4 separate regions of the Homo sapiens genome follow, and regions 1, 2 and 3 are each linked to region 4. Evidence: chromatin loops called from intact Hi-C (ENCODE). Cell type or tissue: endothelial cell of umbilical vein. All regions are shown on one strand.

What was found. A loop is a pair of places that touch in the nucleus more often than their neighbours do. Peaks named below come from ENCODE experiments on the same cell type or tissue, not always from the same donor. Only the 100,000 strongest peaks of a DNase experiment are listed, where the experiment ranks them.
Region 1: a loop joins it to region 4, with 10 times the contacts of the local background. A loop is called at or near these places in 84 of 110 quality-filtered maps.
Region 2: a loop joins it to region 4, with 9 times the contacts of the local background. A loop is called at or near these places in 36 of 110 quality-filtered maps.
Region 3: it touches region 4 in a loop (20-fold over the local background); 7 of 110 quality-filtered maps call a loop at or near these places.

Annotation. Positions count from the first base shown.
Region 1 is chr10:61,281,813-61,286,812 of GRCh38, reverse strand. No RefSeq gene overlaps it. Among named protein-coding and RNA genes, the nearest start is that of TMEM26-AS1, 170 kb to the left of the region's middle. In endothelial cell of umbilical vein, a CTCF peak has its summit at 2,338 (motif pointing right); a DNase peak (open chromatin) is centred at 2,422.
Region 2 is chr10:61,730,437-61,735,436 of GRCh38, reverse strand. The region is part of intron 5 of CABCOCO1 (ciliary associated calcium binding coiled-coil 1); the gene reads right to left. Among named protein-coding and RNA genes, the nearest start is that of CABCOCO1, 70 kb to the right of the region's middle. In endothelial cell of umbilical vein, a CTCF peak has its summit at 1,888 (motif pointing right); a DNase peak (open chromatin) is centred at 1,886.
Region 3 is chr10:61,590,776-61,595,775 of GRCh38, reverse strand. No RefSeq gene overlaps it. Among named protein-coding and RNA genes, the nearest start is that of CABCOCO1, 70 kb to the left of the region's middle. In endothelial cell of umbilical vein, a CTCF peak has its summit at 3,013 (motif pointing right); no DNase peak of the experiment used is centred here.
Region 4 is chr10:61,138,630-61,143,629 of GRCh38, reverse strand. No RefSeq gene overlaps it. Among named protein-coding and RNA genes, the nearest start is that of LINC00845, 120 kb to the right of the region's middle. In endothelial cell of umbilical vein, a CTCF peak has its summit at 2,657 (motif pointing left); a DNase peak (open chromatin) is centred at 2,659; H3K27ac peaks cover 233 bases.

The sequences.
Region 1 (5,000 bases), 140 kb before region 4:
CATTGAAAATATGACTCTGTCTATTCTACGGCAACTTTTGGTTTCATTAACTCCGTAACAATAAATACTGATTATATAGAAATGAGGTAGTGAGAATGTTCCTGGCCCCTGACTTCAATATCTACTGGTAAGTTATTTAATTTTAAGTGCCTCAAATAGTAATATTTAAAATATGTATAACTGTATCAAATTCTACCACCTTACTACAATTACAAAGAGAATAAAACAAAACAAGAAGTGACACATAGGAAAGCATTTTGGAATGTTCAAAATAAAGTTACTAGTATATTTAGACTGTTTTAGCTGGAAGTGATTGCTTAGTTTCCTGATGTCAGGCACTATAATAAGCAATTTCCTGATACTCTCATTTAATCTTCATGAAATGCTCATGAAGCATATACTGTTATAATGCCTACTTCATATATTAGAAATGAAGCAACAGGGTCACAATTATAAAATGAAGGAGTTAAGATTTGGATTTGTCTAATATCAGAACTGTTAGAACCTGCCTCAGCTAGATTACAAGACATTTTCATGTAGCATGGGAAGGAAATGATCTGTAATATTACAGAGTGATCTCAAGGGTCAATCCTCAATGGATATGCCACGAATGTGGTGGTTGGCAGTCTCTGAGATGGCCCAAGGACTCTCATGTCTTAGTATTCATGCCCTTATATAATCTCCTCCCCACGAGTAGGGGGAGATTTCACGGGTAACTTCTAATGAAGAGAATACAGTAGAGGCGATGAGATACCACTTGCTAAGATAAGGTTATAAAAAGACTGTGGCTTTCATCTTGAGCCTTCTCTCTCACTCCCTGTGGATCACTTCATCCTGGGGAAAGCCAGCTGCCATGTGTGTGAAGCAGCCCTGTGGAGAAGCCCACGTGGTAGGGAGAGGAAGCCTGCCAATAGCCACGCAAATGAGCTTGGATGCAGATCTTCTGGGGACTGCCAACAGCCATATGAGTGATCTTGCAAGTTGATCCCGCCCCAGCTGAGCCTTGATGACTGTAGCCTTGGCCAAAATATTGACTTCAGCCTCATGAGAGATCCAGGTAACCTGCTTCTGGATTCCTGAACCACAGAAAGTCTGAGATAGCAAATGTTTATTATTTATTGTTTTCAGCCACTAAGTCTCATGCAGCAATAAATAACGAATATGAATGGTAACCAAATGACTGGCTGGAGAACTAGAACCTTTTCAAGCCTGCCTCCTTCAATTCATTCAACAAATACTTATTGAGATATTACATGCCAGGCATTAGATGTGGTTCCTGCCCTCAAACTGCTGATCTTCTGATGGGGCATGATGTGGTGGGAAAAATTTTTTTTAAAAATTAAAAATCAAAATTCCTTTTAAACTTCTGGAAAATGATTAGAAAGAGCAGAGATATGGAGCCAGCCAGAAGGGCTCCAATTGCAGTCTCCAGATATGGGTTTTTGGGCTAACAACTCCTTTGAGCTTCAGTTTCTTCATCTGCACAGATGAAAACTACTTCTGAAAAGTTTGTAGAATTAAATAAAATAATGTATTAAAAATACCTGGCATGATACCTGGCATATATTAGTGGCTCAACAAATGCCGATTCTATGAGTATTACTCTTCATCTTTTTAATGTAGGGAATAATCATTAGATTGTGCAGCGTTGTTGAGTGTGCATAAAGAGATAAGCACAGGGCATGATCCATTTTAGATGCAACCAGAGTATTTATTTCTGTTAGTTTCTGTGGACCCTATAAATTATGTTATGACCATAGGAGATGAAAATAATTTTATGAAGAACTTTTGAGGTTCTAATTTTTGTTTAAAATGGACACTTTACTTCTTAAACTGAGGATCTGGTTATTGTTTGTAAAAGATCTTACTATAAGCCAGTAGAAAGAATGGAAAACATGAGTAGGATGGGACATCTGGAATCAAACTTTAGATCACCATATGCAACAAAGTAGAGTGAAAATGGGATTGGAGATCAGAAATTCTGAATTCTTCCTTTGCCTCTGAGTGTCCACTGATGTCCATCACCAAAGGGAGGTGTCAAATAGTTCAGTTCCTTAGGATTATACAACTTGATGAAGGGTTATCATCACAATTATTATTTATAAAACCCATTTCTACTACAACATAACACCATGAAGGATTAGCATTTCTCATAAATTTTCAAGAATTTGACCAACTTGCATCAGTTGCATTAATCTAATATTTATTAAAATTTCTAAAGTAATATCTGAAATTGGAAAGACACATACACAAGCCCAATATCTCCCAAAAAGTGAAAAATCAGTGCTAGACTACATTGGATTTTATTTCTTGAGGAACTAAACATGACCACTAGATGGCACTGGAGTCTGATTTCATCTTTCTATTTCCAGAACAGTCCGTGGGAAAACAACGGTAAGGCTATCATAAATTTTCTGAGTCAGTTACTTGCTTATCTGATGTGGTACAAGATAAAAAACATTTTTGTATTATTTTTGAAGTTCCTAGTAATCCCGTCAATAAATAAACATAATGCCTACTCTTAATCGGAAGCCAACCGATCTCACAAGTGAGTTTCATCATCCTTTGAAGAGCTTCCTGTAAGTAAATTTAAGTTTCTACAAATGAAATAAATTATAATTTACAACCAAAAAGAAAGAAAGAAAGAAAGAGACATGATGTGCCTTTGCCAAAGCGCTGACTCCTGCTGTTAATTTCCTCTAGCAATTCAAATTTCAGTTATGAAACATCTAGGACGGTACCCAGAAATTCATTCAACAAATATTTATTGAGACTTCTAGGATTACAAGGCCCACATAGACACTGAGAGGCAGTGGACACCTGCATGGAGTTTATTTTCTAGGGGAAGAATCAGACAATAAGCAAATGAATAGATACAATAGTTTTATATGCTATGAAGAAAATCAGTGGGTAATGTGATAAAGATAAATAGGGGCAAGCTGAGGCACCTTTGATAAGGTATGCAGAAATCTTCTCTGAAAAGGTGTTAAGGTGGAACTAAAATGACAAGGTAGAGTCATTCATAGAAGGAAGTTTAGCCTGGTCAAGGAACCAAGAGGCAATGAATAGGAATTTGGAGAGGCAGGCAGGCCAGAACATGGAGTGACTTAGAGTTTGTATTCATCTTATTGTACAAGCCACTGAAAGGTTTTAAGCAAGCAAGTTGCACAATCTGATTACATTTTTAAAACATCATTCTGGCTGCTAGTGGGGAATGGATTGTGTGACACAGGGTAACACTAGCAAGTGCTTAATAAATGAATGAATGAATGAATAAATGATGGTGCCTACTATGTGCCTAGTACCAACAAGGTGCTTTTGATTCGCTGAAATTCACTTTACACATTATCACACTGATAGAGTTAGACACTCTTTAGGCAGGTTCTCAAATTTGAGGGTCCATCAGAATCACCTGCAGCACCTGTTAAAACACAGATGACTGGACCACATCTGTTATCATGTTCCCCTCCACCATCACTTCCTCCCGCCACAGCTTCTGATTCAGGAGATCTGGGGTGGGGCCAAGAATCTGCATTACTAACAAGTTTCCAGATGATGCTGATGTTACCAATGTGAGGACCACACTTGGAGAACCACTGCTGTAAGAGGCTGGGCATAAAATGCCAGCAGCTGTTAAAACAAGCAAAAATAGAGAGAACTTATTTTAGTTCTGTTACAGTTCAGCCTTCTGGGTGTTAGAGACCACATTCATTCCTTTCTTGTATTACTAAAGTGGGAAATATCGTTCATTTCCTGACCAAGGATGATGTCCCTTTCTCCCTTACTAACAGAGTTCGAGTGTTGTTCAAGATTATTATTGTGTCCAAGTTCACAGTTGAATCAGGATTCACTTGAACCAAATGTACCAATTGGTACCAAAGCTACCAATTGACTTGGTAGCTTTGCCAGATTAGATACTCACTATCTCAGCCTTTCTTGCATGGTCATGGGACAGAGGTCTGACCAAGAAAAAGTAATGGAAGCCTGTTGAAGATTCTGAGAAAGACTTTCCTTTTTAATAAAAAGGAGAGCAGTGAGAAAAAAGTATTTATTTGTAGGAGACAAATCAGTGAATATTCTCATGCATAAATTGCCACAATTTAAAAAATGTGAATACCTGTCAGTCATGGTGTGCTGGTAAATGTTAACAACAGGCTCTCGGCAATGACAGGGATAAATTGCTGATTTTCATAGTGTAAATGCTGCCACGATGGCTGATTTCAGGCTATGAATGTGAAATCACTGAACACGGAGTTGCAAATAGATGCTAACAATTGGCTCTCAAGAGCCAGTATGAGCCAGTTTCAGCAAACCATTGCTGGAGATTATAAACCTAAAGATATGGTGCATCTTTCTCTGAAATACAAGGTAAGTAAGGCTAATTGTTCATGTTCTTGGCACATATTCTCTCCTGAAATCCAGTTGCATAAACAGCTGAGAAGGTTCAAGCACAATGTTTAACACAAGAGAAGACAACCAGATTTTTGGTTGAAGGAAAGTTCCTTGCCATGACTATTTACATTTTGTTAAAATGTAAACCTAAAAGTAATTTCCTGCACAATTTTATGCATCATTATAGGAAGCGTTTTTGAAAATGGGGTCTGCCTAAGACTTCTCAACAAACAATACTTCTTATGCAGTTACCTACATTTCTCCTTAGTGTTAAAAGAAAATAAAAGCAAACTATTTATTTGGGGGTAACTCTGAGGAATTAACAGGTTCAGTTCCTTCCGTAGAGCAGTTGTCAATGTCCTCTCCTTACTACATCCCAGTAGTCACTTAAGCATCTGCTCAGCTACTGTGCAAGGTTCCAAGGTCTTACAACAAATTTTAGCAAACGCTTCCTGTCCGTTACCTGACATCGCACTCTGCCCTCTAGTCAAAATGTTTTTTCTCAGGTCCTCTCTACCCTTGATGTGATGCCTTAGGATGAATAGTTTCTCACCTGGAACAGCTCATCGCCTCTTTCAGGTTTTCCCAAACTTCTTGGATTGCAAGAA
Region 2 (5,000 bases), 590 kb before region 4:
GTTGCTCCAGGGTGGGAAACTAGGACTAAAGATTTAAGGGTTATAGCTACCTCTTCTTAGTTGATTTCACCTCAATGACTTTATCTGATTTTATTGATAGAAAACTGCTCTCAGACTTGTGTGGAGTCTAGGAAGAGAGCAAACCAAGTTCTTGATGATACTAAATTAGATTTCTGGAGAGGATGTGTTCTGAGCCCCACACATTCTCTTTTGACTTTGAGCCCTGTGATGCTTACTTACTTTATAAATGGCTTTTGGGGGTTCATCCTGGATTGTTTTGAGGGAAATTTTCTAGCTGGCTCCCAATTTTATTCTCTTGAGACTATTCTAAAGAGGCATCTTAGATATCACCTTCGCTCATTAATGGAACTTTATGTATTCCTGGCCTTGGAAAAATCTCATTCTTCTAAATTCTCTTTTGAACACAGGACAACAAGAATGCGCAGTACTAAGCAAATTTTATTTAACATTTTAAGGTTACTTTTAGGTTAGGTTGAATTTCTCAGTTATGTTTCTTATCTAATCTGGTCTCACAAATTAAGCCATTTTTTACTAAAGGAAATGAACACCATCTTCCACCCTGTTCTGCATTTTCTCATCCTATTTTTGTTCTTGTTTTAAAATTTTATCTAACACTTCTAGTTTGGATGAGCTCACTCACAATCTCTTTGATAATGGCCATTCCTACAGAGAGCGCTCCACTTACTTCTTTAGTTATGAACGTTGCCAGTTAGCTAATGGTCTGTAATTACAGACATTTAAACTTTGAAAAACCAATGTTTTCTCCTTCCCATTTTCAGGAGACAGATTTAAAAAGATTTATGTGAAGAGATAAAAATCCATTGTGTTTCTTGTTGACATAAAATGCTGCGTAAAACTTCCTGGTTTTTCTCTTAAGTCTTTTTAGTGTTTTTTTTTTCCCCCTTCCTACTTCTTGAATAAAGTCTTAATTAGGTTCTATGATTCTTAACACTTGTTTAATATCCCATTGAAGAGTGAAGGTGGGCTTCAGGTTTTCAATAGTTAACAGGCATCCCTGGCAGTCGCAAATTAGAAAAGCTTGGGTGGTGGAGCATTGGGCTGGGGAGGAAAAGAGGAAATGCAAAAGGAAATACCTAATCCATCGATCTGAGAATTTTGTATACACTGAAACTTAATTTTAAAGGTGTACAAATGACAACTGTGTAAAGAAGTCTCAGGGCATATATGAGTGTGCACGTGCCACATATGATAAAATTCACATTTTCATACCCTTGAAACTAAGTGTAAAAAGAGGTTTAGGGCAGAGAGAAAAAACAAATGAACCAAATTATTTTGAAATAAATACGTAATAAGTAGCATTAATTTATCTTCAGAAAAAAAGGTTAACTCTTCAACTGGGGGTAAGCGGGGGGAAGTATAACAGTTTGAAAAAGAATCACTGTTTGCACATTTTTTGATGAATATAAATGAGTGTATAGTCTAAACTTTTGTTGTTATTTTTTCTTTTGGGATTCTACAATATTATAATCTTTATGCTTTTAACAAGAAAACTCTTTTTATTACATAAATCTGTAAATATGTTAGCTGAAGAATTTATCTTCCTAGTTCAGGAACTGATTATGCTCTCTCCTCTTTAACATTCAACTATTTAAGTAAAAATTGAGGTAAAATCCACTAAAATAAAATAAGAAATGTAGATAAAATGCTGACAAGTCTCGGTTTGTATTTTGAACTGCAAATCTTCTGAACTGTGAATGTTTCTTATATTTTGAAAGTAATTTAATGTCTAGTTGCAAAGGAAAAAAATGACAAAACTATATTGAACTTTGGCAATTTTGAATGTGATGACTTTGTCACTTAGTTTGAAAATCATTCTCATGGGCACAAAAATGAAGTTTTAACCAAACCTCCACAGGAGGGCACTATAGTGTGACTCTGGTGTAAGTTGCAGCCACAGCAATTCATTCTGTCCTTCTCCAGCTCTTGATTAAACACCTTAAATAGTGAGTCCTTCTCCTGGATTAGAAAATTCTGGATTTCAAAACTCAAGCTAGGTAGACTTCACATATGGTAAATATTTTTTCTTTGCTAAATTAGGTAGGTAATTTAATCTTTCTTTTGAGGCATGTATTTAACATAAAATCTTATCTCAAAATACAGCAAAAAATGGCAGGATGCATGTTCTGAATGAAATAAACTATAAATAGGTTAAAATTATATAATGCTTTAAAATAACAGAAATAGTTTAGAACATTTGGTTAAGCAATCAAACCCAAAAGACATTACAACAGATAAACGCATGTATTACCTATAAGTGATACTATTTATAAAAAGCATATGTAAATGGTATTAGTTAAACACGGTATATACTACTTGCAATGGTACATCTAGCTAAGTAGATGGTAGATAGTTACATAAATCTTAGTAAATGTAGAAACAGAATCCAAACATAAATATCAAAGCATTTCCAAACTGGTTCACTTGATCCCAATAAAAGCTCTAAAAACATTCACTGTAATGATAAAGATCAAGATTTGGCCAAGATTAAGATTTAATAAGCGTTTCTCATCCTAACTTTCAATTTCACTAGTTTATTTTCAAGTTGTTCTCCAGGAGATAACATATTTTGATATTTTACTAGAGTTTTTAAAATCAATATAAAAGTACTTGTAATCTTGGCAATTGCCATCTGTCTTTGTGAGCCTTGCCTTATTATTTTGAGGACTAACAGAGCCTTGCAAATCCAAGAAAGCTGTACTGAATAGACAGTTTTATTAAATTTGAAAAGTCGCAGGAGCAGTAGTTATAGATACAGATTATATGGTTCTAATAACTGTTTACATAGCAAATCTATTTCCAGTAAGGAAACTTTTCATTTTTCAGTTTTGCCAAAAGGATTTAGGTAATTCCAAGACTGGTAAAAAGTTAAAGTGGGCTATATCAGCAGGGCTTAACTTTTGGGTGGTAGTTGTTGTCTTTACAGTCAACTATTGATAGATTTAATGTTCTGGGAATTTACAATTGAAACAAAATAATGTAACCACATTACAAATCTGACAGCTTTTTGAACCTGCATTCTAGATTAGACATTGATGGCATCATATTTTCCTAGAAATGAAAAGTACTTGCTTAAAGCAAAGGAGTTCTCTAAATTTTTGATGGTTCACACCTGGATTGAATAATTAAATTTGTTAGTAATTAAAATGCTAGTTCATCACTCCCCTGGGGAATCCAGGCAGACTGTATTAATTTAAATATCTTTTCTTTCAGCTCATACAGATCTTTATGCCAATAAAGAATTCAAAAAGTAGATTTAAAGAAAGACTTGGGTAATCTGCTTTCACATAATAAAATTACTTTTAAATATTGTTATATAAAACTGGCAAATTTTATACAGTCTGACAAACAATAGAACCATATATATTCAAAATTCTTTTGCTTTAAAATCTGGAATCTAGTTAATCAGAACATTTTAATTATGAGATTCTTCATTGTTTAGAAATTTTAGAACAGGTAAATTGTAATCAAATGGCTTGATATCAATCACTCAAAATAATGTAACTTCTGGCATCTATATTAAGGGTGAAGCAATTTCTGCTGGATTTTATATGACTTTGAGGTACTAAAAGATCTCCCTTTAAAAAAGAAACTTTCCCCCCCTTCCCTCCCTCCCTCCCTCCTTCCCTTCCTCCCTCTGTCCTCCCTCCCTTCCTCCCTCCCTCCCTTCCATTTTTAATGTTTTTCCAGTCAGAAAATTGTGCCAACAGATTTTTCATAAAATATCACGTCAAAAGCAAATTTAGTTAAGCAAAATGCTCCATTAAGCACTAATCAAAATTTTGCTGCAAAAATCTGTTTAATTTCCAAGTTTGACTCCTTAGAAGTATTTTGAGGGGCAACTGCTGTATTAATCTTAATACAAAAAAAAATGAGAAGGTGAAATATGAGATTTGGTAAATACTGAAAACTTCTACAATGCAAGGGAGATAAAAGGAAGATCCTGGATTTTATGTGGGTTTCATCTTCAGGTGAAGGACTGAAAGAACCATGCCTCCTCAGAGGATTATGTAACAAAACCCAACGAAAACAAGAGCCAGTATGTGTGGAAGCAGCTTCTCCTGATAGCTCAGATGACCATTCCTAGAATTCTCATGACCTCGGGAATTCTGTTTGTTTTACTTTTTTTTGGAAATAACTTCAAATTTACATATAGTTAGAGAAATAATACATAGTGCTCCCATATAACTATTGAAAATAAATTGCAGACTAATGCTGCATCCCTTGTCATACTTCAATGTGCATTTCTTAAGTACAATGACACTCTCCTACATAACCAGAAAACAGCTATTAAAATTAACTTTGATCTAGTATTGCCATATGATCGATCCCTCTACTCCAATAAAATTTGCCAATTATCCCAAGAATGTTATTTATAAGTCCAATATCCAATTTAGGAGCATATGTTTTATTTAAATATTCCTTTAGTCTCTTTCGATTTACAAGAGTTCCTCAGCCTTTCCTTATTTTTCTTGACCTTGACATTTTTAAAGAGCCTACAACAGTTACCTTTTAGAATCTCCCTCTTTGGGGCTGTCTGACGTTTCTTAATGATTTATGCATTTTTGACAGTAATATCACAGAATTCATGTTGTTTTTCTTAATGCAGTATATGAGGAGGAAACAATAATAATTTGCACTATTACTTGTATTATGAATGTTTATTACTTAGATCAAATGATATCTGCCAAGTTTCTCAACTGTGAAATTAATTATTCAGTACATTATATTTATTACTTAATAAACAGTTAATAATAATTTTATGGGAAGATACATTGGCACGCTTTAAATATTTGATTCCTTACCAAACTTACACCTACCAAGTTCAGCACTCTTTGATCATTCATTCCTAAATCAATTATTGGGATGGTTACTAAATGACAATATTCAAACTCTATTGTTTCTTGTGGATTTATTAGTTGTCATTCTACTGATGTATTTTCCTTCCTCTTCATATGTCT
Region 3 (5,000 bases), 450 kb before region 4:
CATTAAAAGTGGAATGTCCAGTTCCTTCAAATTTATTCCCCAAATGGTGATCACAGCTGAGAGTTTATCTGTAATATTTATGATGATGATGGTAGTAATGGGAAATATTTATGGAGCTTTTATTGCATGGCAGGCATTGGGGTTTCATTTAAGCCTCCCAGTAATCCTGTGCAGCAAATACTGTTATTACCTCCATTTTATGTTTGAGAAAAAGAAAATAGACTTGGAACAGTTCAATGACACACAACGTCACATCAAACAAATAAGTGGTTAAACTACATTTGTGTAGGGAAGGCTAGCATCGTGATGATTTTTTCCCTCGTATACTTCGTGGTTGCTTGTATGCTTTCATGGCTGATTCTGTTGCAATTTGGCATTTATATTATCAATTGGTGAGCTGGTCACTACTGAATCTTTTCTATTCCATAAATAATGATTTCATTTTGAAGAAATGAGATGGATAAAAGATAAGGGGAAAAAACCTGTCACTACAAGCATACAATCATAGACATTTTAGAATTAAAAGTTTCCTTAAGGATGATTAAGAAAACATTAAGGAATCTGAGGCACAGAAGCATTAACTGACTTGGTCAAGGTCAAACAGCTAGTTACATAATCGCATTTTCCTTTGTCAAAGAAGTTAAGTGTTTTAAGTAATTTATTTTAATGTTGAGAGATCTTTATAAATCCTCCTGCATTACTTAGATAAATAATTCTGCACTAAAATTGTTTTTCAGTAATTTTGTTTGGCTATTTGAGTGTGTGTTTTTCATAATCTCTAACGCTGAATTTCTCATCAATTCAGGCCTCCAGATTTTATTAGGTTTTGCGTGCTCAGGAAATAACACCATCAAAGCGGAGTTATCTCCACATACGCAGGACAATTATATTGATATATCATGCGCTGTATTTTAATTTCAAAATTATTGCCTCATTGTTTTTTCCTGGAGCCCAGTTTTATTTCTTTCTTCTTATCATTAAAGGTACAGCAACAACTAATTCACCCTTAAAAAGAAGAAGAGAAAAGAAAAGGTTTGCTTAAAAAAATGTAGCTAGAAAAATCTCCCACAGAGTGAATTCCCACAGTGTTACGGAGAATGTAAATTTAGCCCAGTGTGATTCAAACAATCAAGTTAGGAATTTTAATTTAATGGTTTGTTCCTTTGAATTGTTAGAAACTCACCTCATTGTGCAAGTTGTGTTTGAATTGGAGAAAATTGAACTAAAATGTGTTGAATTTGCCCCAATCAGGTTATTCTAGGAGGTCCAATTCACAGGACTAGAAAGAATGAATCAACATATCCAACAAAAGGAGGCTTGAATGATTTCACTTTAATAATAATGACTCTATTATCCCTCAATATTTTAGAATTTAAATATTTGGTTTCTGTGGAGACTATCTTGTCTTAGTAGTTTTAACAGGGTTGCGGAATTATCTCCTTTTCATTTCAACATAACCCAGAGTCCCAGGTTTTTGGTACGTTGGTCAGAAACCTCAGTGCCTCACAGTTTAGAGGGCTTGTGAATCAGTTTGGCGGCAAATAAAATGCTGGAGGAGATTGAAAAAAACGTTGGAAGAAACTGCAGATAAGAAAAAGGACCAAGTATTTTTTTGTGATATCTTAGGGAATAGTTTAACAGGGCTAATGGGTCTAGAGAATCATGGCTCATGTTTGGAATTATAATAGTAAAATTTGGTAAAATATAGCGCTTTTCTTAGAAAGTAAGAAAACATACAAAAAGCTCATCAAGAGGAAAGTAACTTGGTTATAAACCTTTTTACTTGTTTACCCATAGAGAAAGAAATGTTAATACAGTGAGCTCTTTGACAGTAAAATGGAGTTCTTACCACTTAGAGGCTTTAAAAGTTAGGTTGGGTAGGGACCTCATAGCCACATATATTATTCAATTTCACTTCAAATACATTGACACTAAGGCTCCAGGATAGTGTGTTATGCCAAGGATCACACTGGTACTGACTGAGTTAGAAAAGGTATTTCCTTTCCCTTCATACCATGATGTCTTCCTGCCTTCTCTCTGGAGTGCTTGTGACTGAAATAACTGTCATTGCTCCTGAGTCCCTTTCTTTGAATATAATGTTGGTGTTAGTTTATGGTGTGCATGTCTGTCCTTTCCAAGGGCCATGGTCATGTCACACATATAGTGGCATAATTATTCCAACCACAAATACTAACTGTATAGTGGCTCAGGATCTCTTCACTGCTTGGTGGTTCTGAAAGACCCAAACTCTTTTAAAACAGATCCAGCTCCTGCATTACGGTAACTGGGTTCCTTTTGCCATGTGAGATGACATATTCACAGGTTCCTGGGATTGAAACCTAGACATCTTTGGGGAGTCATGATTCTATGTACCACTCATAGTTCATCACTTTTTGTCATTTGATTGCTAACTCACCTTAACTACTTTCACACACGGATATCCATTGTGCACAATATCTTCCTTAACTCCCCAAATAGGAAAGCTAGATGTAGTTATCCCGTTGTCTGGAAGAGGCAATGGAGCTTCAGAAACATTACATTAGTTGTCCATGAGCATAGAAAGAGGCAGGGGAGCTGGGATTCAAACGCTGTGTGTCTGATTTGAAGTCTGGAGTTTTAACGCATTAACTTTAAGGTCCTCAGGCTTCATTCACAATAAGGCAGTGATTTTTCAAATTTACTTTAGCAGCAAAACCTTATGTTAAATGAAATCTTACACATGTAACCAATATGTCCCACTTCACCATGTAGGAGTTCAAACCCAGGTCATCTCTCTTTTCATATTCAAATTAAATGGTGCTAAGTTCCCTCGTGGTGTCATGAAAATGTTTCTCTTTTCTACTTGGACCCTTCCTTCCCATAACAAACCCAACAATGCTAAAAGTGTATATTCAGTCCATGACATGTAAGACACCACATGAAGAAAAAATCCAAAATAGCCTAATGCATTTACCAGGAGCCAAGACCTCTACTGCTGTCATTGCTGTTGCTGCCACATGGTGTCACTGGTGGAGACTGTAGTCCCTAAGCCATGGCAGTTGTGTGTCCATGGAATACCACAGCAGAGACCTACCTGCACACACTACCATTTTTTGGCTGGTGGTAGACTGTAGATGTGAGGGGTGAATGGAAACTTCTTTTGCTCTGTGTTAGGCAGAGCTATGGTCATCTGTGCTCCTGCTCATATGGCGCTACCATTTAGGTAATTGCCCTTTCATAACACAATCTACAGCCATTGGTCCAAAGCATTCTCACCCACAGTGTCTGGGAAGCTAGGGCATGAAGGTTTTCCTGTCTCAGAGATAGTTCATATCCCAAACCAGCCTCCCTTATACATCAACACCCTAACCCATGAGATTAGAGGAAATCCTCTTTTGGGCCCACAGTCTGTCCCAATTAATGCATCCAAATGAGTGACATTTCTTTAGACATGCTAGAACTAGATTAGGCTCCAAGGAATAGAAAAAAAATTAAATCACCAAATGAATAAGACACAGGTTGATTTCTTTCTCATATTGCATCTTGGTGCTCCACCGTGTGTTCCTTACTTTCCGAAGGTCAACTCACAGTTCCAGATGTTCACAAAATCTGAAAGCTATAGGCATCGCATCCAATATTTCAGCCAGAAGGAAGCAGGAAAGGGCAGGAGAGAGAATGACACTTCCTTTAAGGATACTTTACATCCTACTTTCTATAACTTAGATGGTCAGATGACCACTCTTACCTGCAAGGAAGCATGGGCAATGTGAATTTTATTCTGAGTGCCCACATGTCCTGCTAAAATTGGAGGATGCTGTTCTTAAGGAAAAAAAATCACAACCAGCAGTATCCATTTTAAGAGGGAGCATCCTTCCTTATTACATAGTCACCCCAGTTGATAAAACAGTTGGGAGCAGATTGCTCTGGTTGAAGCAACAGTAGTTTCTGGAGTCCTGCCCACTCAGCCTTCTATACCTGTGCTCTGGTCCTTGAGACGGTGATAAGAAAAATGGGACTACAGAGCTCAGCTGGAAAACCATTGTACAGAGATGACAGCTTGCAGCTCAAAGGGTTACCTGCTTCCTGCTTTTGACAAACACATTTACTTATTTTTCATGATAAATTTAAAACTTATGGAAAAATTAAGGAATAGTATAGCAATAATAATATGCCTGCTACCCAGATTCACCCTCATCACATAAGGTACCAGTGTTGTTTAAAAAATATAAGGCATTTTGGATTCTTCTAGAATTCCTTTGAACCACCACACAGCCTCATTGTACACTTTCTTCATGTCTATGGCCAACACTGCTCTCCCCAGCTTGTATCATAATACTGGGAGGTATCCTTCTAGCTCATTATTTTTCCCAATTAGCTAGAGTCCATATTTATTTTTATTTCCTTTGTTCTTACCTAATGTCCTTTTTCAGTACCAGGATTCCATACAGGGATGTCACATGATATTTAGGAGTTTACTAGTCATGTCTCCTTTGGGTCCTCTTGTGGTGACAGATTCTCATACTTTACTCGTTTTTGATGGCTTTCATAATTCTGGTTAGGTATTTTATAGGACGCCTCTCTACTTGGATTTATCTGCTGTTTTTGTCACGACTAGGGTTATGGAAAGGTTTGGTGGAGGAAGACCACAGAGGTAAAATGCCATTTTTATTATGTCATACCAAGGGTACATTTTATCGACATGATTTATGACTGTTGATACTCACCTTAATCACCTGGCTGAGGTAGTATTTGCCAGATTTCTCCATTGTAAAGTTACTCTTTTATCCTCCTTTTTCCATGCTGTACTCTTTGGAAGGAAATCAGTAAGCCCAGCTCACACTGAAGCAGTAGGGAATGAAGCTCCCCTGCCCCAACTTGAGGAAGGAATATCTTCTACATCTAGGATATAGCATTTGGAATGCTTCTGTGTGAGGGATTTATTGCTTCTCTCCCATTTATTTATCCAACCATTTATTTATGTCAGTATGGATTCTCGGTTATTTATTTTATACTTTGGGTCC
Region 4 (5,000 bases):
GACTCCTCCACTAAAAATTAAACATGTCTGATGATTAGAAGAATTTTTCAGAGACCAGCTTCAGGTTCCATACATTGCAAATCTATTTTTCTCTCCATCATTCACATTTCTACTTCTGGGAACCAGAGAAGTAATGGTTCTATACACTGAAGATTAATAATAGCTTCACCACACACAATAGCAACTAAAAAATCACATAAATATTTTTCACTAAACTCAAACTAAATGTCATGAATTCAATTTTCCCTAAGCTGGATCTTATAAAAGCCTGAAACGTAGTTAAATGGAAATATTGTTCAATGAGACCTGTAGATTTGCATTTAAATTAAAAGCCTAATATTCTCATGATGTATTTTTTAATGTGTGTGTGTGTATATGTATTACCTATTACCTACTTCTATTTACACAAAGGTCTAAAAGTAATGACCACCTAAGTGGTACAGAGCACCCCTAGTGTTGAGATTGTGGTTTCTAAATACCATCTCCACAAAAAGAACCTTGTATCATTGGAGAAGTGACTGATTTCAGGTCTGGTAGAATAAATTCACAATATGAGCCTGAAACATCTTGTCATACCAGAAAGCAAAGAGGCTATCCCCATTCACTAGGGTCATGTCAAGAGATAATTGGAGTCAAGTTAAAGCAAAACTCCCTATCAACTAAAGATGAAACACATCAAATTTTTTTTAATCAAGGTAATAAGGATATATTTTTTAAACACCTCTTTTGTCTCATTTGAAAGCTGTTAAAGCAGCAACTCCTCATTCTTCATCTGGTAAATAAAGGGGAGATAAAATTCAAGCATTTATCCTGCCTTTCCTACACAAACTGTATTCCAAAGGAGTCAAATAGTTGACGAGGAAGAATTCTTGGAGAATTCCATTTAGTAACTGCAGAAGGGATGATTGAATTAGAATATCTCCATTTTTAATCCCCAATGAAATAATAGGTCAACACAATGGTCGTCATGATTGCTAAAACTAATGATTCATGAATCGGGCTGATAGCACCTGAATCCTTAGGTAATCTTAACATTAAAAAATAAATAAATAAAGTAAAAAATTAAATACAGCAGACAGAGTATGTGTGTGTGTCAAACATCATATGCTTCTTATGTGATACAATGACAAAAATAGAGCATCATCTATAAAAAGTGTTTTCAAAAAAATTGAACATGAATAAAATCAAGCATCTAGATATAACTTTCAGTTTGCAAGAAATACACAAAAGATAGATGACCATACCAAATGCCATCACAAGGATGTAATAGGCTGACTCGAGAGTGCAGGATATTCTATGAAACAAAAGATCCAGCTTCTTCAAGCAAAGAAATAGCATTTTTAAAAAGAGAGAAGAAAACTATTACACCTTAGAAGAGTTTTATAAAACCCATCCTCCAAAAGCAATTTGAATCCTAATTCAAATAAACCAATTGAAAAAGAAAAGATATTTATGGAGCAGTAAGAAAAAAGTTGAATACTGACAGCATATTAGATTATATTAAAAATAATGTTAATTTTTAAGATATTAAGAATGGTTAAAAATAGTGTTCTTGTCTCTTAGAGATACATACATCAATATATAGGGGTGGAGTTATATCATGTCTAGTATTTACTTCAAAATCATCCAGTAGAGTAAGGCAGAGGTGAGAAGGTACAGATGAAACAGGGCTGGCCATACATTGATAATAGTTAAAGCTGTGTCATATGCTCATCAAGGTATATCATACTATTCTCTCTAACTTTGTATAGGTTCAAAAACCTCCATAATAAATTTTAAAGCAGTTGATAAAAAATAAACTTTCCATGAGGTTCACTAAAGTTCATGGAAAAGCAACTTTCTTCTTGTACCATCAAGATGAAAGTGACCAGTGTGGAGGTTCACATCTGTAATCCCAGCAATTTGGAAGGCTGAGGTGGGAGGATCCCGTGAGGCCAGAAGTTTGAGAACAGCCTGGGCAACATAGCAAGATCTCATCTCCACCAAAAGATTAAAATTAAAATTAAAAAATTTTCTGGGTGTGCTGGCATGCACCTTGTAGTCCCAGCTCCTAGGGAGGCTGAGGTGGGGGCATTGCTTGAGCTCAGGAGTTCAAAGCTGCAGTGAGCTATGGTCATGCCACTGCACTCCATCTTGGGTGATAGAGCAAGACCCTGTCTAAAAAAAAAAAAAAAAAAAAAGTTGAGGGGGAATTCAACTTAGGCCTTTAAATCTTTAAGAGAATTTGACAAAACAGTGATTCTCTTCTCTTTTTCTAATCCCTAAATACTGCCTGCTTTGTCAAGTGTTCAAGGGCAACTCTTCACTGATTAAAGGGGGGAAAAAGCAATTGAGCCTCAAGAAGCAATTGTTCAAATTATTTATGTCATCAGCTTGATCACAGTCTTCTGAGTGCCAGTGAGCTCAAGATCCGTACTGTTACTCTTAACTTCCCCCTGAAATAGCTAAAATGCTAGAATTCTGTATCTGATCCACCTCCTTCCTCTGCCCCCAGCAGCCTCTAGAGTCTTTGCTCTATAGAAACTTAATGCTCAATGTTTCTACACTGCGACACTGATAAAGTATGGAATTCATTAGAATTACAGAACCTCGAAATCCATACATGATAATTTTTTTAAATGTCTGAATATATCATGCGTTAGACAGTGACACCTATTGGTGAAATGTAGTGTTTTCAACCAGAACTGCTGAACATTGTACTACAAAACCTCTGGAAGTCAGACACAATGGAAAACAGCCAGACTGAACTGGGCGAAATCCATGGTAGGAGAACATCACTTTTACACGCTTTTGCCTCATTCAAATACTCTAGGTAATTTGACTTAGACACAAAGTGAGTTCGTCTATGTCTTTACAGACAATATTTTTGTTTACTGTAGCAAATATTCAGCTTATACTGTAGTGATTTGCCTTAAATTGCAATTAATTCTTTTCTTAATTGAAGTTTTAAAAATTCTCAATGTCACTTTGTTCCCCTAAGTGGACAAAAATTGTATGACCCTATCTTGATTGATTTTTTTCTTAAGTGACACTATCTGAAAGCTCACAGATTGCAAATCTGGAATCCAAGTTAATGAAAAAAATTTTTTTTCTATGCTCAAATTAGGCAAAAGATAAGGAGATTAAATTTGGCATTGTAAATATGGAAACTAGGGACTTCTAAGTATGAAATAAATACTTCTTACTTCTACCAAGGGTAGAAAGAAAGGAAGGATCCATTATTAAAAAATCAGATTGTAAGAACAAAAACAAGGAAAATGAGGAAAGTCAAATCCCATTCAATTCTCTAAAACACCCAGCATGCCACAGGAGCAGCCTACAACTCCTCCTCTTGCTCATCAAAAGTCCTCACCTCACTCATTAGAAAGATCTGTATAGCTTATGAAAATAATTTATATAACTTAGAATCATTTGTAAACACATAACATTATTATATTTAAAATATAAATATATTTATATTCATATAAGTATATATTAAATGTATTTATATTATAAAATTATATTATAAAATAACTTTAATAATAAAACCAATGGGAAAGTTAGACTCTAAGTAATTTATTTTACAGCTCAACATCAATACATTGCATGGTGAGAGATACCTGAAGCTAGAAGTACCCTTGAATCCTGTCTTCTGCCTGATATAAAATAATTTTCACTCTCAAATTGCCCATTCATTTCCTTGCACCTACTTGATTTTATCATAATGGCTGGTATGAGGTTTTTTCCCTGCTTGGTTCTGAATTCATCCTCCTCTGTGCTTCCCTCTTAATCATTTCTCCTCTTTAGAATCCTGGCCTCCTTCCCTGAGTGACACTATGAAGTCAGCCTTGACTTCAGTAAGGCACAAAGGAGCACTAACATGTTATTTTCCTCTGCTGGCTCTCTCATCTCCCCGCCCCTCTCCTTCCTGTTTTAATCAATTCCTGCAGAGTACTTCGAGGAATCCATTCTCAGGCCCTAAAGTCCCTGCGTGGCCAAGTTGCTCACTGGTACGGGGAGCTGAAGGTAACAAGGATAGGCTTCACTTCTCTGAGAGCAAGAAGGGAGCCTGTATATTCATTGCAGAGAATGCGGCAATTGCATCAATTTTGTGGCAAGAAATTCGACACTGCAAAAAACGGGGACTGGAAGGGTTGGGCCTAAGGGGAAAAAAAGGGAAAAGAAGAAAAAGGAAGAAAGAAAGGGAGGAAAGGAGAAGAGAGAAAGAAAGAAAGGAGGGAGAGAAGAAGATTAAAGTAAAAGAGAAAGAGAGAGAAAGAAAAAGAAAGGAAGAAGGAAAGGAAGGAAGGGAGGGAGGAAGGAAGGGAGAGAGGAACAAAGCAAGGAAAAGAAAAGAAAAAGAAGCCCTCTGAAATGATTCATACTCTGCTAATCTTTCCAAAGGAAGAAAAACCTGTTAATGACAGATTAGGACAGCAGTCTTGTAGTTAATTTTTATTTTCTATTACCATCATCAAAATATGTTTAAGGAGGGCCCTTGCCAAATTAAAATCAAGAAAGATTGGCCATCTGTGAAAGTTAAAGGAACATGGAAAGAGTCGGAGAACAGAGGAACAACTCAGGGTATAAAGAAGCATTTCTTTAATTCATGATTGTTTTTTGGGTTGTCCTTGTTTAACATAGGCATGCAGGGTAGAAGAATTTGGAATCTTTAAATAAATAAAACATTGCAATCATGCTGAGTTATTCAAGTCATTCACTCAGGGAGTTGGCCCCAAGAGAGTTAATTAGAATCTCTTGGGGATGAGCAGGTTCCATTTGCTGTAGAAGCCAAGTGAAGCCTGAGAGGAAGCAGTTGTTGGAAAAGTTAGAGCAAGGCTGATGGTTCACGAAGACAAATTAGAGCCTGAGAGAGCTTGGTGAACTGATGCAGATGCTGGAGGAGCAGAATCTTAGTGAACAGGTTCAATGTTTTATTTAAGCATACTGACGCTGGTTACCAAAAGCTGAGGCCCTATTAGCTGGAAGGGTTCAAGGCTGTAATTCTCTTGGTAGCAAAA